3 separate regions of the Homo sapiens genome follow, and all the other regions are linked to region 3. The links are chromatin loops, found by intact Hi-C in ENCODE. Cell type or tissue: IMR-90. All regions are shown on one strand. Each heading gives the region's core, and the rest is flanking DNA. Links, peaks and the distances in the headings are about the cores only. Region 1 has its middle 95 kb from the start of LINC02120. Region 2 has its middle 130 kb from the start of LINC02120. Region 3 has its middle 49 kb from the start of LINC02160.

Region 1 (11,046 bases), core at 1,998-6,997, 330 kb after region 3:
AACCATAAAACACTGGTGAAAGAAATTGAAGAAGTCACAAATAAATGGAAAGACATCCCACGTTCATGGATTGAAAGACTTAATATTAAAATGTCCATACTATCTAAAGCAATCTACATATCCAGCACATTTCCTATCAATATCCAGTGGCCTTTTTTTTCAGAAATAGAAAAATTTGTCCTGAAATTCAGATGGAAGCTTAAGGGACCCCAAATAGACAATAATTTTGAAAAAATAAAACCCAAAGTTATATGACCCACACTTCTTGATTTCAAAATATATTCCAATGCTACAGTAATCAGAGCAGTGTGGTACCGGTATAAAGGCAGAAAAATAGACCAGTGAAATGCAATAGAGAGCGCAGAAATAAATCATCATGTATATGGTCCAAGGGTCTTCAACAAGAGTGCCAAAACTACTCGACGATGGGGAAAGGACATTCTCTTTAATAAATGGTACCGCAAAAACTTATATCAACATTAAAAAATAATAAAGTTGAACTTTATTTTATACCACATAAAAATATTAATTCTTAATGGATTAAAGACCTAAACATAAGACCTACAACTATAAAACTACTAAAAGAAAACATAGAGAAAAAACTACATGGCATTGGTCTTGGTTGGCAGTGATTTATTGGCTATGACACCAAAACACAGGCAACAAAAGCAAAAATAAACTAATGAAATAATATCATTTAACAACTTTTGTGCATCAAAAGACATAATCAGTAGGTTAAAAAGCAACCTATGAAATGGAAAAAAATATTTACAAACTATATACTTGATAAGGGTTAGTATCCAGAATATATAAAGAACTTCTACAACTCAACAACAAAAAAATCAAATAACCTGATTAAAAAATAAGCACAAGACTTAGACATTTCTCTAAAGAAGATATACAAATGACCATTAAAGACTAAAGTGATTCTTAACATCACAAACCATCAGAGAAATGTAAATCAAAACCATAATGAGATATTACCTCACACTCTTTAAGATGCTTAGTATAAAAAAATCAAAAAATAACAATTGTTTACAAGAACATGGAGTAAATTAGAACCCTTGTGCACTATTAATGGGGTTGCAAAAAGGCGCAACCAGTATGGAGAACAATATGGAGAGTCCTTAAAAAATTAAAAGTAGAACTACCACATGATCCAGCAATTCTATTTCTGGGTAAATATCCAGGAAAAAAGAAAGCAGGATCTCAAAGAGATATACGTATACCCTTGTTTACAGCAGCACTATTCACAATGGCCAAGAGGTGAAAACAACCCAAATGTCCATCAATGGTTGAATGAATAAACAAAATGTGGTATGTATATATATCTATGTGTGTATACATCTATATGTATACATATGCATATACATATATGTACATGTGTATGCGTGTATACATATATGTATATGTGTATGTGTGTATACATATACAAATAGCTCTCTATTGTATTTGTATATGTATACACATACATGTGTATGTGTGTGTATGTGTGTATGTGTGTATACATATACATATATGTATATGTGTATGTGTGTATATATATTAGGATAATGTATATAATATAATATATTATATGTTATATAATATATTATATGTTATATAATATAATATATTATATGTTATATAATATATTATATTATATGTTATATAATATATTATATTATATGTTATATAATATAATCTATTATATGTTATATAATCTATTATATGTTATATAATCTATTATATGTTATATAATATATTATATGTTATATAATATATTATATGTTATATAATATATTATATTATATGTTATATAATATATTATATTATATGTTATATAATATATTATATGTTATATAATATATTATATGTTATATAATATATTATATGTTATATAATATATTATATGTTATATAATATATTATGTTATATGTTATATAATATATTATGTTAGATAATATATATATTAGGATATTATTCAGTCTTCCAAAGAAGGCTATCCTGTTACATGCTACAAATGGATGAACCTTGAAGGCATTATGATAACTGAAATAAGCCAGCACAAAAGGACAAATATTGCATGATTCCTTTTATATCAGGAATCTAAAGTAGTTAAATTCATAGAAACAGAAAACAGAATGGCGGTTACCACGGACAGATTGCGGGGGCAGGGGGCGTGTAAAGCGAAGGTTTTGTTTAATGGGTATAGAGTTTCAGATCTGCAAGACGAAAACGTTGTGGGTATTTGCTCACAATAACGAAAACATACTTAAAGTACTAAACTGCACACTTCAAAATGTTTAAGATAGTAAATTGTGTGTTACGTGTTTTTTACAATTGTACAAAATTGACAATGAAAAAAGTTTTTAGATTGTTACCAATCTGACAAATGTAAAATTGTATTGTTTCTTTAGTTCTCTGATCATTAATGAAGCTAAATATCTTTTTATATATGTATTGACCATATGTGACTCTTCTCTGTATTTCCTGTCCAGAGCTTTTGCTTATTTTTCTTTGAGTTGTATTTTTTTCTTGTTTACATGTAGGATTTTTATGCATTTTTTCAAATTCACATAAATTGACATTTTAATTGCTAGTACAATTTCTCTAACATTATGCTGTAATTTCTAGTCAGCACAGCAACACACCTAAACACACAAAGGAATGAAATAAAGGCCTTAGTCTTGCTTTGGCTATATGGGCTCTCTTTTGTTTCTATATAAATTTTAGAATTGTTTTTTCTAGTTCTGTGAAGAATGATGGTGGTATTTTGATGGGAACTGCATTAAATTTGTTGATTGTTTTTGGCAGTATGGTCATTTTCACAATATTGATTCTACTCATCCGTGAGCTACATGTAAAATTCTTTATATATCTAGAAACAAATTATTTATCTGCTAAATGTGTTGTACATATTATCTCCCAATCTTGCCCTTTGACTTTACCTACAATAAATTTTTGATATATAAGTATTTTCATTTTGATTTAGTCAAATGTAAGCTCATAATTCTATCCCTTGATTTTTCATTTTTAGTTTTAGATGTGATAATATTTAACTGTTCACACACACACACACACACACACACACCCCTCAACTCCCACCACCTGAATAAACCCTTACTTCCTCTTCTCCTAAATATGGTTACATCATCATATTGGTTAAATCAATATTTAATGTTTACATTATTCTAACTATGTAAATGCTACTGAAATCTGAGATCTATATTATGCTACAATGATGTTACCTTATTTGTCCTGCTTTGATTTTTCCTAGAGTTAATCATTATTCTGTCTTTTCATTTGCTTATTTTTGCATCTACTTGTTATTCACCACCAAACTCTTCCCAGTTTGGTACATTTCCTCTGAATACATCTGCAACCTTTTATTTAATTTTTCTTCTTGAAAAAATTCTCCTCCGGGCCTCTGACATACTTCAGTCTGAATCTGTTGAACGTTAGACCTATTGCAAGGCTGTCCCCATAAGATGACTTTTTAGTAAAAAACCAATGACATCCTTGAAATTCCCTGCACTTTTCTCTTGTGCAGGATGCCTATTGCCTGCATCACATTCTTCCTCTTTCTTAGTTACTCCCACATTTTAGTGAAACATGTCTTCTTGTAGCTTTGTACAAAAGGTGCATAGGTAGTAAATTTTTTTAATTCTCCAGTGTCCCAAAAAGTTGAAGGAGCACTGTACAGGGCAGGGCTGCAGTCAAGTGAGAAGCCTTGTTCTTTGGTACTGTATTCACCATCTCTGTGATCTTGGGACAGTCACAAAACTCTCTGAGCCTCAGTTTCTCTTTCTGAAATAGACAATAATCCAAGCTGTGCCTGCTCAGAGCTATGGCTAGGAGAGTGCTTGTAAAGGGGCTTTGTATAAAAAAGGTATGTACAAACAGTGTGTGCTGGAGCCACAAGAGTCAATCGTTGAGCCATTGGTAGCTTGAAACTGGCCATAGTAGAAGTATTTACACTATAGAAATTGACAAATGTGACAGAGAGTTGTTTTGTTTTGTTTTTTTTTGGAGGAGAGCTGGTTTAGGAGCACACTACTTACAAATACAAGTGATTATAACAACTGTTTTCATTGCTGTGCCCTCCTTAGTGATCCATGGCCTAATGTATAGCTCAATTATAGTTCTGATCACATATAACATTATTATACCATAGGTCATGAACTCCTTGAGACATGAGACTTTGTGTTACTCATAGAGATGTATCTCCCCTGCACTATTTTCCCCCGTACCTAACACATTGACTGGCACTTAGTTGATATTCTATTCCAAATTTTTGAGTGAGTGACTAAAATTTTTGATTGATTGTTTTTATGAGTTGGGAACAACCAGAGAGAAGATGAGAAGTGAGGGAAGGGGTTAGGAAAGGTGCATGACACCTGGAACAGCTTTTGAGAGGAGTGCCCTATTAGGTGTATTAGAAAGAGCCGTCCTTAATGGGAAGTTTTCTATGAGCCAGATACTATTCTTAGGTGCTGTGCAGAAATTATCTAATTCCATAACAACTTATGAGGTAGGTATTATTATCCCCATTTCACAGATGAGAAAAATATGATGTCTGGTGTTAAGTAATGTTCTCTCCATCACTAAGGCTGAGGTTCAAATCTGATGAATGTCTGTGTGCTTAATCATATCTCTACACTGGAGGTCGAAAATGATCTATGGGCACATGGGTAAAAATAGTCATAATGATCTAGTAAAACAGATCCATTTAAAGTAAAAGGGAGGAGTAAGGATTGTAGCAAATGCAAACTGAAGAGCCCAGACCCAACTAAAAGGGATAGCTTTGTGACCTGAGGAAATGTGGTCTGTTGAGGCTAGAACTTGGAGTTGTTTTTCAAGAGAACCTGGAAATGTGGAATTTTATCTCCTGAATTACAAATGTTGGTACCTATAATTAAAAATAAAAAAGACTCGAGATGAAACATCTGTAAGTGGTCTATCAGTTTGCAAACTTTGATATACTGCCTATCCCCAAAATACTCTTCGAGCAACTAGGGGGCAGCATAAGGGTGTAGAGTGTCACTGGAGGTGGAAATGGATGAAACGAAAGGCAAGTTAGTCCAGCTCACAGTTTCTCCCAGAGAGCAGATACAGAGAGCACAAAGGTCCTGCTATCACGTTACAGAGCAGAGGCCAGCAGAGACGGGAGGAGGATGAGGTAAGGCTCCGCGGCTGGTGCACATTCCGTCTTCTCCAGGCATCCCTGGGGAGGGCACATTCCTCATGGTCAAGAGGCTAAGCTGTTGATTTAAAAGATTCTTAGAATATTCTCTTCAATACCCCCAGAGGGTTCTTCTTGCCTTGGAAACAATATATCTAGGCCATGCCTTGGACTGTGGGACCTCCCTAAAAGGGAGTGGGAAAATGGTCATGACTCTATCCTCCTAGGTAGAGTGTCCTGGGGTCTGACAAGTCCCTTCAGGTCCCTTGTCCATTGATTTCTTCTTCCCTTCCCAGGGAGTAGTGCTGGTCACACTGCTGAGTCACAAGCGAATTCCCTGTTCTTTCCCATAAATTTTAGCCTCTGCAGAAAGTTGGAAGATTGAATCCTGTCATCTAGTGGATCTGCAGTTCTTTTTCAATGAAGTTTTAAAATAGTTGCAAAGTTATTTACAATTACCTCTTGAAAATATAAGGGCTAAACTATAAGCCCATTCTTCATGGAATGCAGCTGAATCCCTGAGATTAATTAAGGAATTTAGATGAAGGACCGACGAGACATGATCTGACGATGAGGACTCAAAGAGGAGGTTTCCACAAGCTCAGGTATAAAATAACAGGTGACTGATTCAGAGATGTGACTACAAGGTGTAAAAGGAAAGTTTAGGCCTGCATGTGATCAACTGTCTCAATGAGGAACCCATGACTGAAGCCTGTTCAGACAGGCTGCTGGCATGTGTACTTTGAAAAATCTCTGCTATTCCTGATAGCCTTTCCGCAAAAGCCTAATTGAGAACCTCTGTAGTAAAAGAGAAGAGAGATGAAAAAGCTATGCTGGGAGAGCGGGGCTGTGAATTAGTCAAACTGGGCACAAAGCTTTTAGGGAAGATGTTAAAAGGTCTTCGCTGTGACTTGGCTACAACAGCCCCTGGGGAGATGATAAATAGATACAGAGCTTTATAGAGCAATGCTCCTGTTGTTCCTCGACAGCACAAAGGTCTTCAGAGATGGTGCCCTGGGGCTGTAACCCTAATTTCTTTTTAACATTCACAACTCAATAGTGCTTACAGATAAAGACCCAGAGATACAATGGTACTTTATCAATTAAAAAAAAAAAAAAGAATTGAGGCTCTGCTAAATTCTGCCACAGAACAGAGCACAGAATAATACATTCCATTATGCTTTAATTCCCTCCACTGCAAGAATTTAATACAGGAATAGCCCACCCATGCCCATGCTTCTCCTCCCCTATTATGATAGCTTTACTCCACGCTCTCTCCCATCTCACCTTCCTGCTTCAGTGCGTTGCAGACAGCAACCTGCCAATCCCTGTCCCTCTTACTGCGGCCTCACCCTCACCCTCCTGCCGCACTGGCCCACAGCAGCAGTAGCACAGGCTCTTACTTATGCACTCCCCTACTCTCAGCCTCAGCTACATTCTCTCATGTAATCTTCATGCCCATTTGATGAGGCAAAGGCTGTCCTTATTTTTTAGATGAGGAAATTAAGATAGAAGGTAAAGGGTAATTTTTTCAAGCTTCCAGAGCCATATGCAAACCCAGATTCAGCTGGACTTCAAAAACATCCTGACAAATACCAAAAATCCCTGACTTGACCACGATGCAATCAATGCATGTAACAAAAATGCACATGTACCCCAGAAAATGCACATGTACTCCATAAATTTGTACAAATTAGATAAAACAGACTGAAGTATAGTGATTAAATACCTTAAAATAGGCAAAACAAACAAAACCATCTCATCAGCTTTCACTGAATGATCCACACACCCAATCTTCTCCCCTTTTTCATGCTTCTCTAGTTCCCCATCAAGTGCCCTCTCTGTCTAACACAAGGTCACTCTTTCTCTAACTTTCTTGGCTTCCTCTTGCTGTTACCCAATAAATATTCCTCTTCTCCTTTTTGCTATTTATTCTCCTAGACTAGGATTTATGAGAATAGAGCCCAATTCTATTTCAACACCATTTGTGTGACCTTGGGCGACAAAATAATTCTATAACACTCTGAGAAGAAGATGCAGTTACTTTCTCCAAGGGGAACCTAGCACCATCGACTTGTATTTGTCTCAGCCTCTGTCTGCATACAGCAGCTTATATTTTATTGGGGTGACTAGGTACACGCACGCAAAATAGAGGGCAAGTCAATGCTTCTAAAAATTGTGGGGAATCTAAAAGTTTGGTAGAAAGTTGGATAATCGGTGTCCCTGTGGACTAGCATAGTTGGCAATGACCTAATAGAGGAAGAGAGATTCAAGGTAAGTCTAAGAGCATGGGTTCATGTGTTAGCTCAGGCTGCTGTAACAAAACACCACAGACTATGTGGCTTAAACAACAGGAATTTAACTTCTCACGGTTTGGGATGCTGGAAGTCCCAGATCAAGGTGCTGCTGGTCATTTTGGTTCCTGGTGAGGGCTCTCTTCCTGGCTCACAGAAGGCTACCTTCTTTCTCTGTGTTCTCTTGGTTTTTCCTTGGTGCCTGCACACAGAAAGAAAGATAGAGCAAGCTCTCTGGTGTCTCTTCTTATAAGGACACTAATCTTATCAGATCAGGGCCCCACCGTTATGACCACATTTAACCTTAATTACTTCCTTGGAAGCCCCATCTCCAAATACAGCCACACAGGGGCTTAGGGCTTCAACATATGTATTTGTGGGGGACACAAACATTCATCCCTTAACAGGAGGATATGACTAAAGAGTGTGAAGGAAAGCATTGTGGACCTAACACAGCATGAAAGAAAATGAAGAGGTAAGAAAAGTGTATATGCATAGGTGTGCGTGTGTGTGTGTGTGTAGAGTATGCACATGCACATGAGAGGACATTATTTCTGAACAAATATTAATTGAGCACCTACTGTGGTCCAGGCACTGTTCCAGGCACAGGGACACATCAGTGAACAAAACAGACAAGGCTCCTAACCTCATGAAGTTCACCTTCCAGCAGGCAGAGACAAACATGAACACAGTGAGTAAATTAGGTAGTAAATTTTATCAGATGTGTACAAGGGATAAGCACTATGGAAATAAGAAGAAAGTAGAGCATGCTATGGAGGCCAGGGGTAGGGATGGTGCAGGGAGGAGGTTGAGAAGCTCAGTTAGGGGAATTAATACGGGCTTCATAAGAAGCAGAGAGCTGAGCCAAGACTTGAGGGAGGTAGTGAGGTGGATGAGCCAGAGAAAGCATTGCAGACAGGGGGAAGATAAAACAAAGGCATGAGAGGCAGGAAAATGCAATGACACTCAAGAAAGAATGAAGAAGTGGGAGAGGAGGGAGGGAAAGCAGGAGCTGTAGACAAAGACAGAGTGACCTCCAAAGCCACTCCAAGGAGGACTTGGTGGGTCCCCTGCATCACTGGGAGCCATTGCAGGGTTTGAACAAAGGAGTGACACAATCTGACTTCCTGAAGCCTGGCTCTAACTGACTTGTGTAGGGCAAGGAGCTGAGAGATCAGTAAGTATTTATTGCAATGATCTAGAGGAGACATCATGGTGGCTCAGACCAAAATAGTGACAGGGGAGGCAGGAGCAGGGGTCTGATTCTGAATGTGTTGATGGTAGAGCCAAGAGAATTTGCTGACAGGCTGGGAAAGAACAGGGGGAGGCAAGAATGATCTTGAGTATTATGTGTGCATGTTACAACAGATTGTTTCACTAGTAAGAGCACTCTACCTCCTCCACCCCGACCTCACCACTCTTACTTAAGGGATGAGAAATGCAAGATGCAAAGAACCTCACTGCAATTACCCAAAATGTCTATGCAGTTAAGGGATTCAAACCCCAAATTGTTCCTGTTTGTAATTCCTAGCATAACTTCATTTTACATTGGCTGAGATCCATATTGTTACATACAGGCATTCCTTGATCGCCCTTTGAAAAATTGCCATCCTACTCTCCGTTTCTCTTTCTTAGTTTAGTTTTCTCCCTAGGAACTGCCAAAATCTAACATAATATATATTTTACTCATGTATCTTGTTTATTGTATATTTCTTCCCATGAGAATATAAGAGCAACTTTTCTCAGTTTGTTCACTACTGTGTATCTACTGCCTAGAAGAATGTCTGGTGTGTGGAAGGTGTTCAGTAAATATGTATTAATGGAATGCATGCACCAATGTGTGAAAGGAAGATGGAAAGGAAGGAAGCATGAAAGGAAGGAAGGAAGGAAGGGGGGAAGGGGGGAAGGAGGGAGGGAGGGAGGAAGGAAGGAAGGAAGGATAGAAGGAAGGAAGAAAAGATGGAAAGAAGGAAGGAAATGAGTCAGGAAAGACAAGTAAAGTGAGAGAGAGAAAGAAAGACAGGAAATTAAAACTCTCCAGGTTTTTTGGTCTCATATATCTACACACATACATACAAATAATAGAACAAAAATTAAAAGTAATGAAATTAATTGAAAAAAGTGTTAGTTTTAGAAAACCATAAATTTTACTTTTATATGTTCATTTTCCCCAAATGATATTGAATCTGGGCACATTTTCTTTATTCCAGAATATTTGAAATCCTGCCAAGGTCCACTGGATGGGTAAGAAGCTAAGGTGGGAGTTAAAGAAGCTATGAGATAGATTATATTTTAAATGGGTATTGAGCAATTAAATCCAGTAACTCCATTCTTTCAAGTAATGCTGAACTGTTTGTATCAGCAGCATTTAGTGGCCCATAATTCTGAAACCCCTCAGGGAAGAAAATGCGTCACTGGCTTATGTATGAACTGAACAACTAAAATTTGAGGGAACGAGTTCAGGACCAAGAAAGCTGGCCTTTTCACCCCTGGTCCCTGTGAATCCAAATGCAGTGTAGCCGGCAGGCATGGAGGCGATGTCCTGTTCCTAACTCAATAACATTTTTCGCTACAACTCTTCCCATATTTGGAAAGGGGTTGAGTTGTATGAAAACCCATCCTCAGAAATAAGAAGTGAATATTTTCAATGAAACCATATGCAATGCATATATTTCAGTTTGCAGTTTACAATACATTTCACATATTTAGCATATCCAGTAGGCAAGGTGGAACTCCCTTCCCCAGGTAGGAGGCAAATCACTTACACTCAAGCTTTTCATGGTCCCTGAGCTGTGTAACTTCCATTTGCCACCCAAGCTCCATTCTCCTCCCTTCTCCCTCTCCCTTTTTCTGTGCTCCTTTGTGCCTAGAAAGTTGATCCCATTGCAGCAAGGATTCCCTGGGCTTCTGGTTTCTCACTAGACTCATCAATGAGAGACACTGGTGGGAGAAGGAGGGCAGTGGAGAGTCAACACTGGGCATTTTTTTCCTTTCTTCTCTTCCTACTACGTCTTAAGTCCTCTAGGCATACAACAGTTCCTTTCTGGCAGCCCCTCAGAGTCCCAGACTTGGCCTCCTTCCATTTGCCCCTTTGGGCCTGGAGATGGCAACCAAAGTGTGAAAGAAAAAGAGGAAGAAATGTCAACAATAGTCCCAAATGTTGCACTATGACTTCTTGGTTTCCCTGAACCTAGCCTTCAGTTTGTAAATAGCCCCTTTATTACACTCTCTTCAAATCACCTGATTTGAGTGTACCATCTATTTCCTGCTAGGATCCAGCAATACACACACTTAATGAGGGAAGAGCGGGGCTTGAACCATATCTGTTAACTCCATGCCCAGGCCTCTTCCTCTGTTTAATAGCTGAGGCTATCAGATGATAAAGCTATACACCTTCTAGAGGAAACCTGATTGCCCCCTTCATTTTTTTTAACAATAATAAACACGTCTCTCACTCTGACTATCATTTATTCAACCTGACCACCAACGTTTATTGAGAGCATGCTCTGAGCTAGGCAGTCTGCTGGGTGTGAAAATACAAAGATGAATGGGACACAGTCTCTATTCTCAAGTTGGTCAGATTAGACC
Region 2 (11,046 bases), core at 3,779-8,778, 100 kb after region 3:
AAGATATGTGCTTATGAATGAGAATGTACGAGTCAAGGTATGAATACAAGTTTAAACCTATAATGGTTTGGTAAATAAAATACATTTGCAATACTAACAGTTTCCTACCTATTTTGTTCATTTCATGTCATCTTTTGTGTGTGTGTGTGTGTGTGTGTGTGTGTAAAGGAGTGATTGAAGATATAGCAATAATCATTTCCAAAGAAATGTTAGTAACTTGAGTATTTGCAGTCATTTTAGAAACAGGTATTGTGGAATTAGAATGGGTTTCTCTTTACATAAATTTTTTGAGTATATTTCAGCTACATGATTTGAAGTGGAGTTCAGCCCCTGTGTCTGGCAAAGCTAGACTTAATTGGATTAACAAATGCAATTCTAGAATTTTAAATAGCATATTTGTGCACAATCTTGGCATTCTAAATTCATTGGAGGCATTCTGGAATGCTTAAAAGTGTCCAAAGGGTCCAGACTAACCAATCTACCCACTTAGGCAAACATTTTGACCTAAGAGGAGGCTGCATTTTAATTTTAAAATGTTTTGTAATTTTGCAGTTTAGCTCTATAGTTAAGCTCATGAGCGTAAGCGCATCAGAAACTATACCTCTTATTATTATTTTGTTCCCATTTACCATTTTCCCCATGTGATAAATGGATGCCGAATATAATTTTCATTTTCAGACACTTCAGTTCTCATTCAAATTTCCTCTTCAGTGAAGTCAAAGAGTGAAAACACCTCATTCTTCCTCCTACCTTCATCCCTGGAATCCTGGGAGTTTAACTGGCTTGCCTTTATGAAATTTTATTCTGGTGATCACCTTCTGATTCTTCCTCAGTGTTTAATTAAAGTACACTATTCTGCCACGAAACTTTTCCAATTATTCTTGTCTGTATTTGACATCACATCGTCTGAATTTGTATTTTACCTACAAATTCAGACACTTTAGCTTGTATTTTTTCTCTAATAATATGACATGTATTTGATGTGTTTGGTCCCCCTAGATTACGAAAAACAGTTTTCAAAGATGGCATATTACATAGAAAATGTAATTTGGCTGGTAATTCAATTCTTCATTAGACATATGAATTAGATGAATTAGTTTTATTGCAAATGATTGTACCAGTTGTAACCGCATTTGGAGTAATCTTAGGTAAAAATACCTGACTTCAAAACATATATGTTGCCCTAAAAAATACATCCTGTGACAGATTTTTAAAAGTAAAAAATATTTACATCCTGGAAGTTAATTTTGCATCTCAGAAAAATATTTCCATTCCAGAATTCTTGGCATTTGTGAATAAAAGGTCTTCAGTTGAACTATGTGTTTGGTGAGTGAAGGTTTTCTAAAGGAGAATGAACATCAAGATTTCAGCCTAATCTTTGGTCATTCTTTGCACATGTAGTCCTCTTGTATCCTAACTTGACTTTGAGGTGGTGCCTGGATCTAAGCAAACACTAATAACACCTGTATCTTTTTGTCTTTCCATTCAGTCTCAGTTTTCTATATTATTCTGGGTTTGAAGCCTCATTTCTCTACACTTTCAATGAAAAAAGCAGTGAAGAAAGAAAGGAAGGGAGGGAGAGAGAGAATCATTCCTCTCAAGTCATGTTTTGTGATGTTGAGGCTTTCCTGAAGATGGTTATAGAGAGCGGGTTATAGCTTAGAGCTTGGAGCCTTTTCTGCCTTTCTTTCCCCCTTCATTTTCCTGGAGTCCTCTTCTCTTATGTGAAGTACATTTATTCATATCCAGGACCTAGAGGCTCAGCCTCTCCTCTGAAATGGGCTTTAGAAATCTTATCTTCAGTAAAGGTGAGTCCTCTCCTTACAAGTGAACTTCGTATTAGTAGCCAATAAATTTTTTTTTCAGATTTCTTCTTTCAAATATCCTTAGCAGTAACTGGGACACTTGACCTTATAAATTTTATATTGAAGTGGAAGACACTTGGTCCTTGATTCCACAAGTATTTGTAGCCATGTGTTTGAAGTATCATGTACTATTACCATAGTAGCTAACACTAAATAAATGTTTACTTTGGCTATGCACAGCTCTATCTATATTCCCCACAAAAAACCTATAATGTCATTGTATTCGTTTCTTGGGGCTTCTGTTAAAAATTACCACAAACTGGGTGGTTTAAAACAACAAAAATATATTTTCTCACAGTTCTGGAGGCCAGAGGTCAGAAATTGAGGTATTCTAAGGGCAATGTTATCTCTAAAGGCTCTAGGAGAGGATTTTTCCTTTCCTCTTCCAGCTTCTGGTGGCTCCAAGTATTCCTTGGCTTGTGACTAAATAAGTCCAATCTCTTCGTTTGTCTTCACATGGCCTCATTCTCCGTTTCTTCCCGTGCAGCTCAACCCTGTGCATCTTTCAGAAGGCCACTTGTCATTGGACTTAGGACCCACCAGAAAACCCAGAAAGATCACTTCTCAAAATTATACCTGTAAAGACTTTTTTTTTCTAAATAAGGTCACATTCACAGGTTTTGGGGGTTAGGACATGGATAAATGGAGTCCACCATTCAACCCCCTATAGTAAGCTTATTTTATGGCTGAATAAACAAAGATCTAGAAAATTTCCATAACTTGGCCAAGATTAGAAAGGCAGAATTTGAATCTGGATTAATCTCCCATCAAAATGCGTGTCATTTCTATCACACTGTCTCTTATGTGACTCTCTGGATTGCATGTATATCTTGAGTAGAGTTGGACATTTGTAAACATGATAAACCTGCCCTCACCAGGAGAGATGCCTATGGACTTTTCTTGGGAATATGCCTGAAGTACAGTTATCTCAGTTATCCAATGTTAAAATGCTGATAAAAAACAGCAGCCTCCCAGCAAACCAACTCACTGCTGTAAACAGCATTTACATCATTCCCTTTCACATCAGAAAAAGAGGCAGATGGTTTAACTCATGCATTTGGGTTATCAGCAGGACAGAAATTTCCACAGATAAATGTAAACAGTGCTTTTTTAAAAACATAATTTTTATGGCATATTTTAATCTGAGTAGTTGTTTATCACTAAAATTCAGAAGACACTCTTAACTTGGTACACATGACATGTTGACCTAGACCCAGATGTCAGCACACAACCTATCTGACTATTTTTATTTTAACCTCAGCTGCCATTTTCCCTGACCTCTCTAATGGGGTTATTTCATAATAACAGATATTTTGTTTCATTTATTGTTCCAAGAATGGCAAAACTTCATCTTTTTTTTTTTTTTTGTATTCTGGGTTTATTTTTTCCTCTCCAGTTCATTTCAGTTCTTTATCTCAGCAACTGCACCAAATTGCATTGTAACAAAAATTGTCAGGACTTTTTTAAAAGATGAAAATTAATTCAGTGATGTATGCTTTTGACTGATATTACTTTAGTTCAATTTTATAGCTAGGGAAGTGGGTTCAGAGGCAAATGACTTCATAAGTTAAAAGGCAAATTCTCAGCGATTTCCTGGCCATTGCTCTGAGGACCATTGTTGACTCTCTCTTGTTGAATATAACCCATATAAAAATAGAGTCTAAGCTTTTTTTGCAGGGGGATGGAGTCCCCCTCTGTCATCCAGGCTGGAGTGCGATGACACAATCTCAGCTCACTGCAACCTCCGTCTCCCGGGTTCAGGTGATTCTCCTGCCTCAGCCTCCCGAGTAGCTGGGATTACAGGTGCCTGCTACCATGCCCAGCTAATTTTTGTATTTTTAGTAGAGACGGGGTTTCATCTTGTTGGCCAGGTTGGTCTTGAACTCCTGACCTTAGGTGATCTGCCTGCCTTGGCCTCCCAAAGTGCTAGGATTACAGGTGTGATAGTCTTTTTTATTCTTGCAATTGTCACATCCCCTAGCATCTGCTTAGCATTAAAGCAATTGCTCTGAGTATATTGTTTAATAATTACTTTCTTCATAATTTTGTTTTTTTAGAGTCTTTATGTTGATTATAGGCTAAGAATCTTTGCTTTGAATCCCTTATCTCCCAAGATGCCTGGATTGTTGTTCTATTCACACTGGCACACAGTATGTCTACTAATAATAGTGTCCAGAAAGGGAAGTCCATGCTTTTCAGGCTCAGGAAGCAAAGGTTGCTCATTTCCACTACATTAGGCTACCATTACCACAGCACTGTCTGGTTTTAAAGATCATGGACTCCAAACTCAGGCCACCTGTTTTCAATCCCAAACTCTGCTTTTTGGTCAAATTACTTAGCCTGTCTGTCCCTCCGTTTTCCAACCTATAAAATGGAGATAATAATACTATTATATCATGGGATTGGTGATGGTTAAGTGAGTTAATACTAGAATGAGTTAATACTAGAATGAGAACAGTAACTTGCATATAGCGATCACTAAATATGTATTTATTAAATAGGTAATTTTTTCCAGGATTACTCCTATTGCCATGTGTTGTCTGTGTGCACCAGTCTTTTCCACTACCAATTCACTTTCCATTGAAACCTGAGTGACCCTTCTAAAGTACAAATAGGTTACTTTACTTCTCTGCTTAAAAACTGATAGCTTCCAGCATTTATGAATTAAATGGTGCCCAGCTAGACTTCTTTCATAAACGTCTCAAGTAACTGACAGTTTTAAGCCTGCGATCTTTGAAAGGAGGGGAACTCATGAAGTGGGGTCCACAATTGCCAGTTCTCTGCCTGAGAACAATTTTCTGATTGCAGAACAGAAAGCTGGAGTCAAGCAGAGTACAGTGGTCCCACTGAGCATAGGGGCAGAGATCAGAGTTCTGGGTAGCTGAAGCAGCAGGAATATAATAGGTAGAATGTCATAGAAGAAGGAAGTTCTCAGAAATTTGTGTGATGGAACACTTCAAGTTCATGACTGAGAGGGGGTTGTATAGGTTCAGGGCAAATAACCCAAGGCTTAACAGCTAGCAATTGCTCTAGGGCTGAAAGGTGAACAAAGATATTGGAGGTTAAGCAGTGCCTGCAGATACTGGAGTTCCAGCCTTGCCAGAGTGGAGAAATGTCCTTCAAGCCTCTTTAAAACCTCTGGAATCCACTTGAGATGGCAGAAAGACCATGTCTTAAGAGTAAAGACCATGCCCTAGAGAAAGACTTAATGTAGGATTATCTGAAGAAAGCCTAAAACCAACCTCTACCAAGATCCATAGAGAGACAGTTTGGAGGCTGAGTCTTACCAGCTTAGAGGGGCTTGCAAAATACCTTGGGTTTTTACAGTTCCTAACTGTATTAGTTCGTTTTCACGCTGCTTATAAAGACATACCCAAGACTGGGTAATCTGTAAAGGAAAGAAGTTTCAAGGACTCACAGTTCCACATGGCTGGAGAGGCCTCACAATCATGGCAGAAGGCAAAGGAGAAGCAAAGGCATGTCTTACATGGCGGCAGGCAAGAGAGCTTGTTCAGGAGAACTCCCAGTTATGAAACCATCAGCTTTCGTGAGACTTATTCAGTACCACAAGAACAATATGGTGAAACTGCCCCCATGATTCAGTGATCTCCACCTGGCCCACCCTTGACACATGAGGATTATTACAATTCAAGGTGAGATTTGGGTAGGGATGCAGCCAAACCATATCACTAATTAATGAAGCACAAAATCAAGCCTAGACACATTCTAGGGGGCAGCCAGAAATTAAATTTGTTGCTAAATAGGAAGCAAGGAAGATAGAATCCTAATTTTCTAAAATATAGTATCCCAAGTGTCTAGTATTCAATCACAAAATAAACAGAAATGTAATATATATCCCTTATCCAAAATGCTTGGGACCAGAAGTGTTTTAGATTTTGGATTTTTGCCAGACTCTGGAATATTTGCATATAGATAACATGGTATCTTGGAGATGGGACCCAAGTCTAAACACGAAATTCATTTATGTTTCATATACACCTTATGTACTTAGTCTAAACGTAATTTTACACAACAGTTTTCATAATTTGGGGCATAAAACGAAGTTTCAACTGTAACCTGCCACATGAGGTTAGATGTGGAATTTTCCCTTTGCGAGGTCATGTTGGTACACAAAAACTTTTAGAATTTGGAGCATTTTATATTTTTTGATATTTGGATTAAGGATGCTCCTCCTATACATACTCAAGAAAAGAAAAAAGTCAGTAATTGTAAAAATGGAATTGATTTTCTGTAAGACAATTCAATGAGAAATGATAGTCTTTTCAATATATGGTGCTAAAACAATTGGAATCTGATCTCCGTATGTAAAACAATTAACTTCAACCCTTACTTTACACCATATACAAAAATCAAATTGAAATGGATTATAAATCTAAATGCAAAGATTATGACTATAAACCTTCTATAAGCAAAAATAGGAAAAAAAATCCGTAACCCGAAAAGAAAGTATTGATAAATTGGGCTTCTACAAAAATTAAAATAATCACTTTTCAAAGAAAACACTTAATAAAAGGGCAGGCTATGTACTAGAAGAAAATATTTACCACAATATAACTAACAAAGTACTTGAATCAACAATATATAAAGAACTCTTTCAAAATTAATGGCAAACAATGTAAACAAATTTTACAAAAGGCAAAATACAAATGGCCAATAATCATGTAAAAATGATGTTCAGCATCACTGATCATCACAAAAGGACAAATTAAGATCACAATGAAATACCACTTCACACCTACTGGAATGACTAAAATTAAAATGACCAGTAATATAAAATGTTTACAAGAATGTGGAGAAACAGGAACTCTCATACATTTACAGTAAGGTGTAAAATAGAGTGACCACGTTTAAAAAACAGTTTGCCAGTTTCTTATGAAGTTAAACCTACTTATCATGTGACCCAGTGATTCCGCTCTTAGGTATTTACTCCAGAGAACTAACAACTTATGTTTATAAAAAAGGCTGGTACATGAATGCTCATGGGAGCTTCATTTATAGCAGCTAAAATCAACCCAAATAAGGGTGGGTTCTAGTAAATTAATGATTGGATAAACAAATTAGAGTATATCATAAAATCAAATCCTACTCATCAATAAAAAGGAATGAGCTACTGAGATACACAACAGCATGGAGGAATCACATAGACGTTATACTTAGAAAAGTCTATTTATATTAAATTCTAGAACAAGTAAAACCAATCTATAGTGATAGGAAGTGGAGCAATTTCTACCTGTATCAGGGGGTGCTGGGGAGGGAGGGGAGATGACTGCAAAGGGGCACTAAACAACTTCATCAGGAGATGGAAATGTTCCATGCTTTCATTGGGTTGCAGGTTACATATGGAAACATTTTTCAAAATTCATTTGACCTTAAGAGTGTGCATTATTGAATATAAATTGCACCTCAATTCAGTCCATTTAAAAAAAATTAAATCTTTCATAACCTGACTTTCACCTTTCTCAGCAGCCAAATCTATAGCTGTTTCAACTTGAACTTTAAGTTTTTCCTTTTTGGGATGATTCTCCATTTCTTACCTTCAAGTTTTTGGATATAATGTTCCTATCACCTGATCATCTTTTTACTTCTTCTTCACTTGAGAAAAGCACTTCCTTATAAGCCCAGATTGGTTAAGTATTCTTCCTGTTCTTACAGCACTAAAATAATGCTCAATAGAGAATATATCGCATTTTATTGTTTTTGCTTAGTTAATTGCCTGCCTTTCCTGTTACATTGTAACCCCCCCTCCCCCACAGTACAGGAACTGTGCATACTTTGTTCCCCACCATACATATCCCAGCCTTGGCTTATAGCAGGCACTTAAAAAACATTTGTTTAATGAGTGAATGAATGAACCAATAATGATCAAATGAGCTCACATAAACTTCCTGAGATCTTCAGGTAGATTCTCAGTGATTTCTGAGAAGGTTCCGTTTTCAAAGGGCAATTAATTGAGGGTTTCCCCCCTAAGTAAATGTTATGTTATTTTTGGTATGGCACCTCACATTTTATTATAGATATTTTCTTCTAAATTGTATTTCTCAGAAGCCACCGTTTTTGTAGGAGCAGTGAGTCACTGAAATGCAATTCTTGGTTGTGCCTTGCCCCACTATCCTGTCACCCCAGCTAGCCAGACCAAACATTCCATATTAACTGTGTTTTTGATTGTCTAAAAGATTTCTGTCTGATTTAGATTGTTCATCATGGTATTTTATAGTCTTCTTCTACTCCAAGAAGTGTAGCATATTCTTCTCTTCTTATAATGTCTTTTGCCTTTTCGCAAATGCTTTTGAAAAATAAGCATCCAGAATATATATAAACTCTATAGATGAAGTCTAATAAGATAGATTCTTATTTATCCATGCCACTGGTTCTTGTGTCTTTTATTCTATTTTTTTGACATGTAGATTCAGAGCTTTTAGGAAAAACGATGCCATTTCATTAAATTCAAAGCATTAGATGAAAGTAATACCGTCTCTTCAACTTGCTTAGAGATTCGTGTGGACTTAAAAATAAACCAATCATTGTGTACTCCATGAAACAGTAAAGTCATGTCCAGGACACTAAATGACAGTTGGAGTCTGCAATGCTGTATACATTAAGTCTAGTTATTAAACATCCCTCTAAGATAGGCATTAATAATCTCATTTTACAAACAAAGATAATGAGCCGCAAGGCAGTAATGTTTTCAAGGTCAAAACTAAGTGATTGAGCCAAATTCCAGGCCTGTGAGACTTTTAAGCCTATGCTTTTTATATGCACCACATTGCTCTCCTTAGTCTGCAGAGGGAAGGACATGAAGGAGGGAAGAACGACCCACAGTTTTTCAGCTAGGCAGACTGCATGGCAAGTGCTGGTGCCCGTATTCTGAGACTAAGAATGTAGACAGAGGGGCAAGTTTGGAGAACATGATATTTGGAGATGTCTGAAGATCAGTGTTTGATGACCCTGGACAGAGATGCCTGTAGGTCATTATATCCAGCTACTGCAGGCAGTTGGGAATGAGAGTCCAGAGTCCGCAGTATAGGCCTGGGCTGGAAATGAGGATGTGAACACCATCCATAACCTATCTAGTGGCTGAAACTCTGAGTATTACTGAATCATACCAAAAGAGTATATAGATTGAGAAGAGGCTGAAACATCCACTACTGATTCATTGCTTTCTGGATCCCTTGTTGTGTACCTTATAAAAGAATCTAGCTGGGTACAGTGGCTCATGCCAATTATCCCAGAACTTTGGGAGACCAAATTAGGAGGACCACTTGAGTCCAGGAGTTTGACAGCAGCCTTGGCAATACAGAGAGAACTCATCTCTTAAAAAAAAAAAAAAAAAAAAAAAAAAAAAAACCCAGCTGAGTGTGGTGGCATGTACCTTTAGGGTAGCTAAGGTGGGAGGATTGCTTGAGACTGGGAGGCAGAAAGAAATTGTAGTGAGCCAAGATCATACCACTGCATTCCAGCCTGGGCAACAGGGCAAGACCTTGTCTCAAAAAAATTGGATTCATTCATTTAACAAATATTGATTAGTTACTGGGTATCAATTATGTGCTTAACAGTAGGCTAGGCTCTACGGCAAATGGAAAGGAAGAAGGTATAATTTCCCCTCTCCAAGAGCCTGCAATCTGGTTGGCAAGTCTGCATACATTTATATACCAAGTACAATCTAGACTGTGGACAGGACCAGCATGTTTTATGCTCCTGGATATGTTTCAAGGAAACTTTGGGGATCTCATAGCAAATCATCCCAAAGCATCCAAAAGGTGCAACATAAATATTACTAAGTTCTTCCCAATTTGCTACTTCTCTATTCTCCTCTTCCAAAGCTGTTCTTTCTTGAGCATTTTATACTTTAAGCCCATTTATTTTAATGCCAAAGAATGCAGCTGGACCTCAGGAAAACTGGAACTCGGAATTGCAAAGCTGTAGGGAGACCCACGCATGACCTCACTCCATCTCCCATCTCTGCTTCTTACTGCATGTCTGATTCATTCTTCTCTCTGCAGAACTTCTGTCTCTTTGCTCCAACACATGGCTGACAAAATATAACAATTCCAAATAGAATATGGCTACTCAGTGTTTTCTTGGTCTTGAGTCCCTCTTGGTTTTCATCTCTTCTTGACACTGTGCGTGTATTATTTTTAATCCTGACGACAACCCTTAAAGACTGAAATTATTCCTTCTGCATTACAAATGAGGAAACTAAGGCTGGGAGAGATTGTGAGCCCCCGAGTCACTGTCATCTGTTGGGGATTCAAAGATGGAAAGACAAGGTCCCTGCCCTCATAGAATTCAACAGTACAGTGACAAAGCAGGTAGTCATCATCTTATACACATAGTCATACAATGATCATTATAGCATTCTGCGAGAGGTGCTATCATAGCTATGTGAACAAAGAGTTGTAGTAACACAAAGAATGAAGGCTGGGCAACGGGGAATCACTGTAGAAAGGACACTTAAACAAAACTTGAAAGGATGTATGGCTCTCCAGGTAATAAAGGTGGGGGACATGACATCTTAGTCAGTAGGAATCTCAGGTATAGTGATAGACTCATAGGAGTACTTCTTGTAAACAGGAAAAGTAGTGCTGTTTGTGTTTCTCTTTGGAGCCACGGCTCACCTGCTGGGCTGGCAACCGAAGCACAGGTGCACTCATGGCAAGCCTGGCTATTGATTAGTTACTAGGTATCAATTATGTGCTTAACAGTAGGCTAGGCTCTACTAGCCTGCTAAAATAGTTCAAAATGATCTGATTTCCAATAAACCAGAGAAGAGAATGCTGGAGACTAATATTTGGTATAAAAATTTATTCTCTCTCTTGCTCTCTAGTTTCTTCTCTCTCTTTCTCCTCCTTGCACCCCCACCCCAAACACAATATAAATCAGCACAAAAAACAATGCGGGCTTTGGCAGTAATTACTGTTAGTTTTGAATGCTGAGTACCTACCAGACATGGGCATTACAAAAGCTGCTTGTGTAGTACGTTACACTTTTTCTCAGGATACCATCAAGGATACTTGTGTTGTCTCTATCTTATGGCCTGTATCATACAGCTTTGCATAGACTTTTTGGTAATATGACTGAGGATTTTGTACAGACTGATTTGACATCATATAGGTTACAGAATCTTGCATATGTCTCTTCAGAAATAAGGTTGAAACGTAGA
Region 3 (11,046 bases), core at 2,800-7,799:
AACATGGTGAAACCCCATCTCTACTAAACATTACAAATAATTAGCCGGGCATGGTGGCACATGCTTGTAATCCCAGCTACTTGGGAGGCTGAGGCAGGAGAATTGCTTGAACCCAGGAGGTGGAGGTTGCAGTGACCTGAGATCGTGCCATGCCATTACACTCCAGCTTAGCAACAAGAGCAAAACTCTGTCTCAAAAAAAAAAAAAAAAAAAAAGAATATTACATGATAGAGTAAAAGCAGTACTTAGAGGTAAATTTATACTACAAATGACTATATTAAAATATATCCTACCCTTCTGTATTGACATTGGGAAAAGGAGAGTAAACTAAACCTAAAACTAGCAGAAGCAAGGAAATAAATATTAGAAAGGAAATTAATGAGATGTAGAATAGAAAAACAGAGAAAAATAATGAAACCAAAAGCTGGTTCCCTGAAATGACTAATGAAATTGACAAACCTTTAGCTCAACTAACCAAGAACAAAAAAAGGACTCAAATGACTAGAATCAGAAATGAAAAGGGGGACAAAACTACTAACCCTAGAGAAATAAAGAAGATTACAAAGGCATAATTGAAGAACTGTATATTAAAGTATTAGACACCTTAGATGAAATGGTCAAATTCCATTTTAGAAGGACTATATTAAAATAGATCATAACTTTCCATATTAAATCAATTCAAGGAGAATAAGGATTAATTAAACCAATTGTTTGGCATAATTGAATTTTAATAATTTCAGTTCATTGTACAGGCTTCATATATTTAGGTTTTGAATCCCATGTAGCCATGGATACTTCTTTGTCTTTTTCCCTAATAATCAACCCATTATTGATTTCAGGGCTTTAATTGGGTTGAAGAATGAGCACAAATATTAACTGTTCCTGCCTGAAGAATGACGATTATTGTGAAAGGACTTTTTAACGTGTGCAACAAATGATCATAATTTCTTTTTGATTTTTCTTTGTGATAAAGGGAAAAAATAGCATTAGTAATTGTTACAGAAGGTAGTAATAATATATAATAATTATATAATAATGGCAGAGTTAAGTTGAACACAATTTAGTAATCGTTTTGTTCTACAATATTTGTAAGATTCTTTTTCCTTTTGTAGTAAGTTTGTGTCTAAATTTTAAACATCAGACAAGTTGTTTTTAATTTTAGTGATGATCAGAGGAAATTAATGAGAAGCATTTGACTTTGCTTGTCATGCAAAGTGTACTGGTTTTGGTTGGTTTTTGTTTGTTTAACATTTGACACATTCTAGGAGGTACGATTGTTTCGGTTACCTAAACTGTGTTTTATACTATATGAATGAACTTACCCAGGGAATGGAGTAGATGAAAAAGAGAAAGCAGGAAGGAAATCTCAAAGGGATATTTTTATTTCTACAAAATAGCAGACTTGTAGCTTTCCTATCAAAGAAAGAATAATAATTAATTATGGGCCAGCAGCATGAACATGGGCAGCTCCTGGGAGCTTGTTGGAAATACAGACTATCAAATACCACCACAGACCCACTGAATGTGCATTTTCACAAGATCATGTGATTCCTATGCATATTTAAGTGTGAGTAGCCCTGATAAGGTACCCCTCCCCTGTATTATCTAGAAGCACTTTCTGTATTTGTGGTATTCTGCTAGGTGGGGGGTTCTACCCACCTAGCCCAGTGTTTACATTTAGATAAAAGGCTTTAAGCCTTAAGCTGTGAAAGATGTTTATGTAATTTACAACATTACTGATTAAAAGAGAAAGATGTATAAAGCACCAGGAGCTCTAGTTCCATTAAAACTGAACCGTAGGTGTGGTATCTGTTTCACGTGTAAGTAAGCCAGCTTTTTTTCAGTTAACCAGTACAAAGTAATTTAAATTCTTTGCGTCTTGGATTTCACTTGTTGTTAGAAGCTCTGGGCCTAAAAGTTATTATGCAATTTTGAATGAATCTTATAGGGGGTCAGTTTTTAGACAGTTGTGTCTGAAGACTGAGGATGCTATCTGCCCAAGGGGAGAGGGCATACTTTGGAAATTTTGGCACCTTTGGCTGAAAGGAATGTTTGTGGCCTGACTATATTTACTCCGCCTGCCTGAGATTATTCTGTTAGTATTTTGATATAAACCCATGGTAAAAAAGATGAGTATTAAGGAAAATCCGTAAATTATGCTTGCATCAGATTGAGAATTTTGCATTCCACTATCATTGCCTGAGGACATTTGGAGAACTATTAATATATTTAAATGATATAATAGTCCCTAAATGCAGAACCACAGAGAGTGTATTAACCTAAGTATTCTGGACAAATATTAGCAGATTGAATGATGTCAGTATGAACTAAGCCGCTACCAGCTTGAATCTGTTGATACAATTTGCAGTCACATTAAATAGTCAGTTTTATTCATTAAATGACAACTTCATCCTCCAAAAACCCATCTTGTTTGTAGTGTGATATGAATGGAGAAAAGCAGATAAAAAGCAAATATCAGGGCTTTGTTCTTAGCAGTACAGTTTAAGCAATTTTCTCAACACCCTCGTTTAATTTTCTTTCAAGGAATACCTACTATCTGTTAAACACTTTCCACCTGCCCAGTGTTCTAAACTTAATGAAACAACATGGCAGTAACTTTTGCAAAAGGCAGCATTTTCTAATGAAAATGCTCTTTGGTTAAGGAACACCAGAAACACACTTTTAGTTGAACAAGTTGATGATTTATTATTTGATAAAATGAAAGAGAATAAATCCCATGGAATCGTGGGACATCTCAGTAATAGTGTTGTTATGAGTGAATATTTGTGTCCCCCCAAAATTCATATGTTGAAGCCCTGATCTTGATGTAATTGTATTTAGAGACGGGGCCTTTGGGAGGTAATTAGACTTGGATGAAGTCATGAAGATGTGGCCATCATGATGGGATTAGTGCCGTTATAAGAAGAGATATGGTGGGAGTTTCCTTTTCCTCCCACCCCTGCCATATGTGGACACAACGAGAAGGCAGCAGCCATCTACAAGTCAGGAAGTCACCCCTCACCACAAACAGACCACGGTAGCACCCTGACCTCAGACTTCCAGGCTCCAGAACTGTAAGAAAATAAATTCTACTGTTTAAGTCACCCATTCTATGGCATTTTATATGGCAGCCTGAGCAGACCAATACAAGGGTGCTGGAAAGAACCTATAATAGCATTTGAGCATTGGTGGGGTGACTTTTGGGAGGGTCCAAGAAAGCAGAGATTTGCTCTAGATTGGGTACTCTCAAAAAGTGGGGACAATTCCGTGACTGGGTATCTCAGTGAACAGAGAGGGCAGACAAGAAAGAGGATAAAGCTATTTTTTTGTAAAGGAACAGCAGTCACTCATATTAGCCAGGAGATAGGGAGGTTGGGTATTTCGTGGGGGACATAATGACCTTGATTTTGTCTATGCTAAGATAAAATTATAAACTGACGTTGTTTTGTCTCACTTTATCATGGTCTCAGAGTGACCTTTTCTGATATTGGTGTCATGTGAAATTGTTTATGTCCTACAGGGAAATAACATGGCCTAACTGTGAGTACAAGGCCAGCTTCTTAACAACAGTGAAGCCCAGCCACACATGTCAGACTAGTTCCAGATATTACAGGCTGATTTCCTTTTCACTAGCTAGAAAATTGTTTTCTAGATGTTTTGGAAGAATTATTCCTTCCAGTAGCAAAATATATTTTATTTTAATAAAAGTATTTTTGATTTAGAGTCTTTAATTCATTCAATAAGCAAACATTGAATAGATAAAAGGACCATACATAGACTCTTAAAATTTCAGTTGTGAAATAAAGCTTAAACAGCATCTAATTCAATCTCTCGTTTGATACTGGTATCCTTTCTCTGACATTGCTGCCTAGTAATTGCCTAGTCTGTGTTGGAATGGTTCCAATAAGAGGAAGCACTCACCTTCCTGAGAGAATTCATTCCATAAGTTGAATAATCAAGTTAGACTTTGATTCGTTGTATATTTCATCTATTGGCTTTATTTGTACCCCTGAAGCAACAGAGAGCAAAACTAGTGTTTTCCATAAGAAAGGCATTCTAATCAAGGAAAAAATAATTCACACAAACTAATTCAAAGAAAAAAGTAATTTTTTTTAAAAAAGGCTACAACAGGCAATATCAAAGACAATAAAAAGAAATTCCCATCACACTGAAGCAAGCTAAGCCTCTTCCTCACGTCTTCCAGAGTCATACCATCTCTGATTTCTATTTTTCACTGAGTGTCCTTCCCATTTTTTCCTGCTTGCCAATCAGCATTCTGTTTCCCATTTTACTCGTAGCTTCAGCCAGCTGATTACTTTGGCTTACGGTGGTCCTAGCTCCAATGGAAACTGAAATCCCAAATCTACAGGATATTTTATCTTAAGAGCTTATGAACTTATGAGCTTAAGTGACTCAGTTTTGGATTAGTTCAAATTTAAGGGTAAGGGAAATCTGCTTGGATCAGTTCAGCCTATGATTTTTCTTCCTCTAGGTCAGGTGTTCAGTCTTGTCTAATTGTTCTACTTCTTAAAATGCAGCTTTTGTAGACAAGGGCCAGCACTGTGTTCATTACAGAAACTATTCAAGGTTCAAAGAGTTATTTAGAAATGTACCAGATTAGGGTAGAGGATGTGAAAATATAGAACCATTTAGGAAAATGGTCCCTAAACATACGAAAAATGCTCAACTCACTCATAATATGAATATAAAATAAAACTACTCTGTAATGCCATTTTTCACAGGCCTGTAAAATTGTGGAGTAAAATGTTAGATATGTTAGCCAATATAGCATATCAGAGGCTGTGAGGAAGTAGACCTTTTTACACATTGCTAGTAGGAGTATATATTAGTACAGTTTCTATGGAGATTAATTTGACAATGTGTTCGATTTAGATTTTCATCATTAGGGACGGAATAAATTCATTAAGATGCAGTCATAGAATGAAAACCTATGTAAAAATGATAAACATAGAAATACTTTACTTAGTGATATGGTATTTCCACATAAAAAAAAAAAATCCCACCTTCCTGGGCCCTTCCCCCATCCCCAAAATATCCATTAAAGAAACTAGACTCTGCTACACTGACAGAAGAGGGCACCATTGAACTAAAAATTTTGTAAGCCACCACACATCTACGAAATGGATTAGACAAAAGTGAATAAATCTATACAAATCTGCTATCTACTATAACAAAATCAAAATCAAAATTTTCATCCGATAAAAATTTGTCTTCAGAAAGCATCACGAAGCAGAAGAAAAATGTAATAAAAAGCTCCAAACTTGATTTAGAATTCTTAAGCATTTGTTGATATGAAAACATTAAAGGCAAAGTGGACAAAAAGCTATAGAAATCAAAAGAGATTGACTAAACTCAGGAAAGAAATTAGGAAAAGGAGAAAATTATCATAAATATGAAGACTAAATTAAAGAGTGCCTAAGGGAGGACAGACTGAAATGAAAATTTTATGGTATATTGAAGTAGGAAAACATAAAAGATATTGAAAAGTGACACACAGAAAAGTAAAATGGAACAGAAAAGAAGTGGCTGAAATGGAAGACAGGCAAAGAAGAAGACATATTAATTATAGTCTTTGTGGGTACACTAGCATGTCAGAAATCATCACTAAAGAACTTATCCATGTAACCAAAAACCACCAGTCCCCCAAAAACTATCGAAATAATAATAATAAAAAAAACTATAGTCCCTGAAGCAGAAAAAGAAAACAATAGAACAGGGCTAATATTTAAAACTTTAATTCGAGAACACTTTCCAGAAATAAATGAAGACCTGTATGTGCATATAGTAAGAGCTCAGTGGGTAGCTGGAAAAATCAACCTGGAATGGTGAACTTTGAGGCACATCCTAGTAAAACTATTAGATTTTGAAATCTAAAAAATAATTTTCTTAAGCCCTCCTACCAAAAATATTAAATGATTTACAAGGAGGAAAACATAGACTGGAGTCAGACTTCTCCAAAACAACATACAAAGTAAGACAGCAATAGAGCAACTGTGCAGAGTGGGGAGTGTGGAACTAGGAAGAAATTTTGCATTGGGGATTCTTTATTCAGATCTTAGAACAATAGGTAAAGTCTACTAGGGATGGTTTTTTTTTCTAAATAAAGGGACAACTGGGAAAACTTCAGAAATGGGGTATATGGTAAACATCTACTAGATTTTATCATAGATATGAGATTAAAAGAAATATGGGTACAAAGATATAAGTATAATGTAGAAATATTACATGTTCTGACAATGTAATGATGCAAACAAAAGAGAGAGGATAAAAGAGAGGTAAAGGTAAATAGGAAAGAGAAATAAGCTCTTGGTAGTATATTTTATATGTGAGAATTAAAGGATCATTAAAAACTGATAAATAAGAAGGTAACAGACAACTGAAAAAAATTATTTGCAATATACAGCCAAATAAAGGGCTAGTATCCCTAATGTATAAAGAACTATTAAAATTGAGAAGAAACACCAAAAGCTTGGTAGAAAAGATATGAACAATTTACAAAAAGAGATATAAAATTGACCCTTAAGTATTTGAAAAGTTATTCAGCCTCACTGATAATATAGAAGTGCAAATTGAAACTACAGAAATATATTTTTCATCTCTCAGATTGGAAAAAACTAAAAAGTATGGCAACACATTTGTTGGCGAGGTTATATGTAATCTGGCACTCTCATACTGACAACCTCAAACATGCCAATTGGTACAGCCTTTGGAGAGGGAATTTGGCAGTATCTAGTAAAAGTATTTAGACATTTACCTTTCAATGCAGACACCTTTTCTAGGAATTTATTCTGAAGATTTTCATTCAACAATTCAAAAAAAAATGCACGCATAAAGTTGTTTACTACAGCATTTTTTTGTAATTGCAACATATTGGAAATAACCTAAATGCCTTTATGTAGGAGAGAAGTTGAGCAAATTAGAGACTGTTCATCCAATGTAGTACTATACAGCTTAAAAAGAATAAGGAAGACCTCTATTCTGATATAGAATAACTTGTGGTATACTGTTTTATGAATTTTTAGAAAGCAAAATGCAAAAGAGCATCTAACACCTATAATTTTTATTTAAGGAAAAGGGAAATAGAAATGTATACATATTTGCTTATTTGTACAGAGAAAAACACAAGGAACATAAACTAAAACTAAAAAATAATGAGCTAGTTGCCACCAATGATGATTAGGAATATGAGAGTGAGAGCAAGAGAGAGAGAAGGAATGAGGTAGAATACATGGGTTCGGGGGAGAGATAGTTCTCTATACGTATTTGTATACTTCTGACATTTAGTACCAAGATGATGTTGCACATCCTAAAATAAATGAAGGAATGGATGAAATCAATAGGGTGTGGGGGGATGATGGAATACTAACAGGATAAATGAGGCTAATTGTATTTCAAATGGATAACATAACTATACTGAATGGGAAGGGAGCAGACTCATTTAAAGAGCTTTGAACATTGTATTTTGATTATATATCCTCAGGTTACAGACAAAAAGAACTTTAAACAAACATTTATTCTAGTTAGTAGGTTTATTTTTCACAGGGTGTACTAATCTGTTGTCATGCTGCTAATAAAGGCATACCAGAGACTGGGTAATTTATAAAGAAAAAGAAGTTTAATGGATTCACAGTTTCAGATGGCTGGGGAGGCCTCACAATCATGGCGAAAAGCAAATCATAGCAAAAGCATGTCTTACATGGTGGCAGGCAAGAGAGCTTGTGTAGGGGAACTCTCATTTATAAAACTATCAGATCTCGTGAGACTTATTCACTACCATGAGAATGGTATGAGGGAAAATGCCCACATGATTTAATTATCTCCACCTGGCCCTGCCCTTGACACATGGGGATTATTACAATTCAAGATGAGATTTGGGTGGGGACATAGCCAAACCATATCACAGGGGTATAAATTAGCAATTCTGAAACTATTTGAAGTGTATTCTAGTATAGAGTAATACATAGTAGTATGTGAGACAAGTTTTTTTATTATCAAAGAAGCAAGTTACGGATACATAAAGTGGAGACTAGAATGAAGTTTTTGATGTTACGTTAGAATTTGAGATGCCATTATGAACTCATGGCTTTAAAACATATAATAAAATATATGTAAATAGAAACAGATCTGTGTGTGTGTGGGGGGGGGGCGTGTTCTATCTTTGTTCACGAAGATAACCTAGAAACAATACCATTTAATACCATCGAGCATCCCTGCCATCCAGATGTAGTTTCTAAATACCATTGTTTACTAAAAGGAATAGGGGTTCCTTAAAAAAAATGACTGGTTCCAGGGCTGGTGTAGAGAAAGTTCAAGTTCAATTAGAACATCTTTTTGTGTGCTGTTAACTAAGGAAGTGATCAAATAGTGACAGAGACATGACAAAAAGGCATTGGAACTAGTTTAAAGAGCCCTCACTGACCAAATTTTGGACAATTGAGCATCAAAATAAATAATGATAGTTAGATTAAAAGTCATGAGTTTTTTATATAAACACATAAATAAATATAAATAGGGTAAAGGAGCACTCTGTCTAATAGTAAAATATTAAGTAGTAAATATAGATGAATGATGGAATTAGCAAAAAATATTGAAACATCCACCATAGTAATAAATGTTTCAGTCAAGAATCATCAATCAAATTAGTGAGTGGAAATATGCTGATGAGAAACAAGTTTTTACATAATCTCAAAGTATCACCCCATAAGATACTTATTAATTACAAAAGGAAAAATAGTAACTTTATCGTGGACAAACTTTCAGACACCATCATAACCAAATAATATAAGTCAGCATTGTTAGTGATAGGACAAATGTCATGTACTTCCAGCTATGATGTACCTAGAAGACACATATTTTCTGTTATTCCTGCCGAAAGCAAAAATGTGAATCTATACTTGAAGAAACATCAGACAAACCTAAACTGAGGGGTATTCTACAAAATATCAAGGTTATTAAAGACTGAGACATTGTTCTAGAATAAAGGAGACCTGACAACTAAATCCAATATATAATCTTGAATTGGATCCTGGGCAAGGAAAAAATTATATTTCTATAAAAGACATTAGTGAGAAATAGCCAAGAGACTCTTTGGGATTCAGAGACTCACCCTTTGCCTCTTCACTTCTCAAAGTTGATTACTATTTTTCTGTCTTGGTTCACTCCTTTCTCCATGTTTCCCCAATTTCTCCAAAAGATGAGAACTTTAGCCTACTCCTTTTGAGAACAGAGGGCTTATGCAGAGGCTGGGAGGCAGTTATCAAACAATTTATACTGAAGTCCAATCACTTCCTTCCACTCTTATTTCCCTGATCCTAGCTACTATCATCTTGTACTTGATTGTTGCACCACCTTTTTTATTGATGCTGTTGCTTTTACTATTGCTTTCCTGTAAACTATTCTTAACACTGGAGTCATAGTGAGCTTAAGTCAGATCATGTGACTCTTCTGTTCAAAAGCCATTAATATCTTTCCATCTCTTCAAGAGTAAAAGCCAAAGTCTTCACAGTGATCTGCCCATCTGTCCCACTGCTGCTTTAACCTCACCTTCTTCACTCTCTACTTCAAAAAGCTCTGAAGGACTGTTCTGCCCCAGAGCCTTTGTACTCACTGATTACTCTGCCTGAAATATACTTCTTTCAGATGTTTATTTCCTTTACTTGCTTTTAGATCTATGCTCAGTATCACTTATCAGAGTTTTTTCACTGGCCACCTCTTATATAATACTCCCTCCTATCACAGTTGCTCTTATTCCCTATATTAGTTATTTATTATTGAATAACAAATTACCCTAGACTCAGAGGTTTAAATCAATAAATATATATTGTCTCCATTTCTGTGGATCAGGAATTTAGTAGTGGCTTAGCTGAGTGATTCTGTTTAGGCCCTCTAGTCATGTTGCAAGCGAGGTCAGCTGAAGAAACAACCATAAGTCATGAGTGGGGCTGAAAGATCCACTTCCAAGTTATCTCACTCACATGCCTGGAAAGTTGATGCTAGTTTTGGTTGGAGGTCTCAGCTTTTCCCCATGTTGCTCTTTCCATAGGACTGCACAAGTCTCTTCATGACATGAGGGCTTCCACTAGCATGAGTGATCCCAGGCCAGAATAAAGGGAAAGCTCAGTGTCTTTTATGACCTAGCCCTTATCATTTCTGCAAAACCCTGTTGGTTATATAGGTCATCTCTATTCAGTGTAGCAGAGGACTACACAAAGGCATGCATACCAACAGGCAAGAATCACTGAGGACCATTTGGGAAGCTGACTTCTAAATCCTTCATATTCTACTTTATTTGTCTACATAGTTCTTAATTTCAACTAACTTACTATATATTTATTTTTAATTTGTGATTTATTTGCTTTTCCTCACTTGTCTCGTTTATGCCCAGCACCTTGAAATTTTTTATTTGAATTGCGTATTATCAACACTGCAATCAGGTTTTTGTTTGGAAATAGAAAATATCCACAGTTGGGTAACTTTGTTAGTATAATTATACAGGGATTAAATAATAGAAGAATGTCCATGCTGTGTACACCTGAAACTCTGCAGGAAATACTTTGCTACTCCTTCATCAATATAGACCTAGAAATTGCAAAAAATATGGTGGCATTGACTTTTACTCCTCCATAGCCTATTCCCAAGCTCCTTCCAAAGAATAGTCTCTTATGCTTTATTAACAAAGAGAAATGGATTTTTAAATCTTGTCAACCTTAGTAGGCCTCCCCCACCCCCATTAATAGGGTTATTTTGAGAATTAAATCAGTTTTATGAATATTAGGAGACTCTCTGTCTCTGAGTGTCTATTATGTCTTCAACTTCTTTGAAGAAATTTGATTTAATTTTGGAATATTAAGGTTTTTGGTAGCTACTAGACGTTCATGTGATCCTAGCTGGTTTGTCAGAATATCAAGCTGTAGGCACAGGCTTTTGATATGGCCTGAACTGAAATCCCTGCCTAGTAAGGACAATAGTAATAAACTGAACCAGTAAAATTTTCTGTCTTGGGACTGGGAGTCATGCTTCCTTAGG

The links. Peaks named below come from ENCODE experiments on the same cell type or tissue, not always from the same donor. Only the 100,000 strongest peaks of a DNase experiment are listed, where the experiment ranks them.
Region 1: a loop joins it to region 3, with 8 times the contacts of the local background. A loop is called at or near these places in 3 of 110 quality-filtered maps.
Region 2: it touches region 3 in a loop (2.2-fold over the local background); 2 of 110 quality-filtered maps call a loop at or near these places.

The regions. Positions count from the first base shown.
Region 1 is chr5:32,846,768-32,857,813 of GRCh38, reverse strand. No RefSeq gene overlaps it. Among named protein-coding and RNA genes, the nearest start is that of LINC02120, 95 kb to the left of the region's middle. In IMR-90, for the core only: a CTCF peak has its summit at 5,007; a DNase peak (open chromatin) is centred at 5,143; H3K27ac peaks cover 533 bases.
Region 2 is chr5:33,071,681-33,082,726 of GRCh38, reverse strand. No RefSeq gene overlaps it. Among named protein-coding and RNA genes, the nearest start is that of LINC02120, 130 kb to the right of the region's middle. In IMR-90, for the core only: no CTCF peak of the experiment used is centred there; DNase peaks (open chromatin) are centred at 6,786 and 8,556; H3K27ac peaks cover 2,284 bases.
Region 3 is chr5:33,175,145-33,186,190 of GRCh38, reverse strand. No RefSeq gene overlaps it. Among named protein-coding and RNA genes, the nearest start is that of LINC02160, 49 kb to the left of the region's middle. In IMR-90, for the core only: a CTCF peak has its summit at 5,090 (motif pointing right); a DNase peak (open chromatin) is centred at 5,100.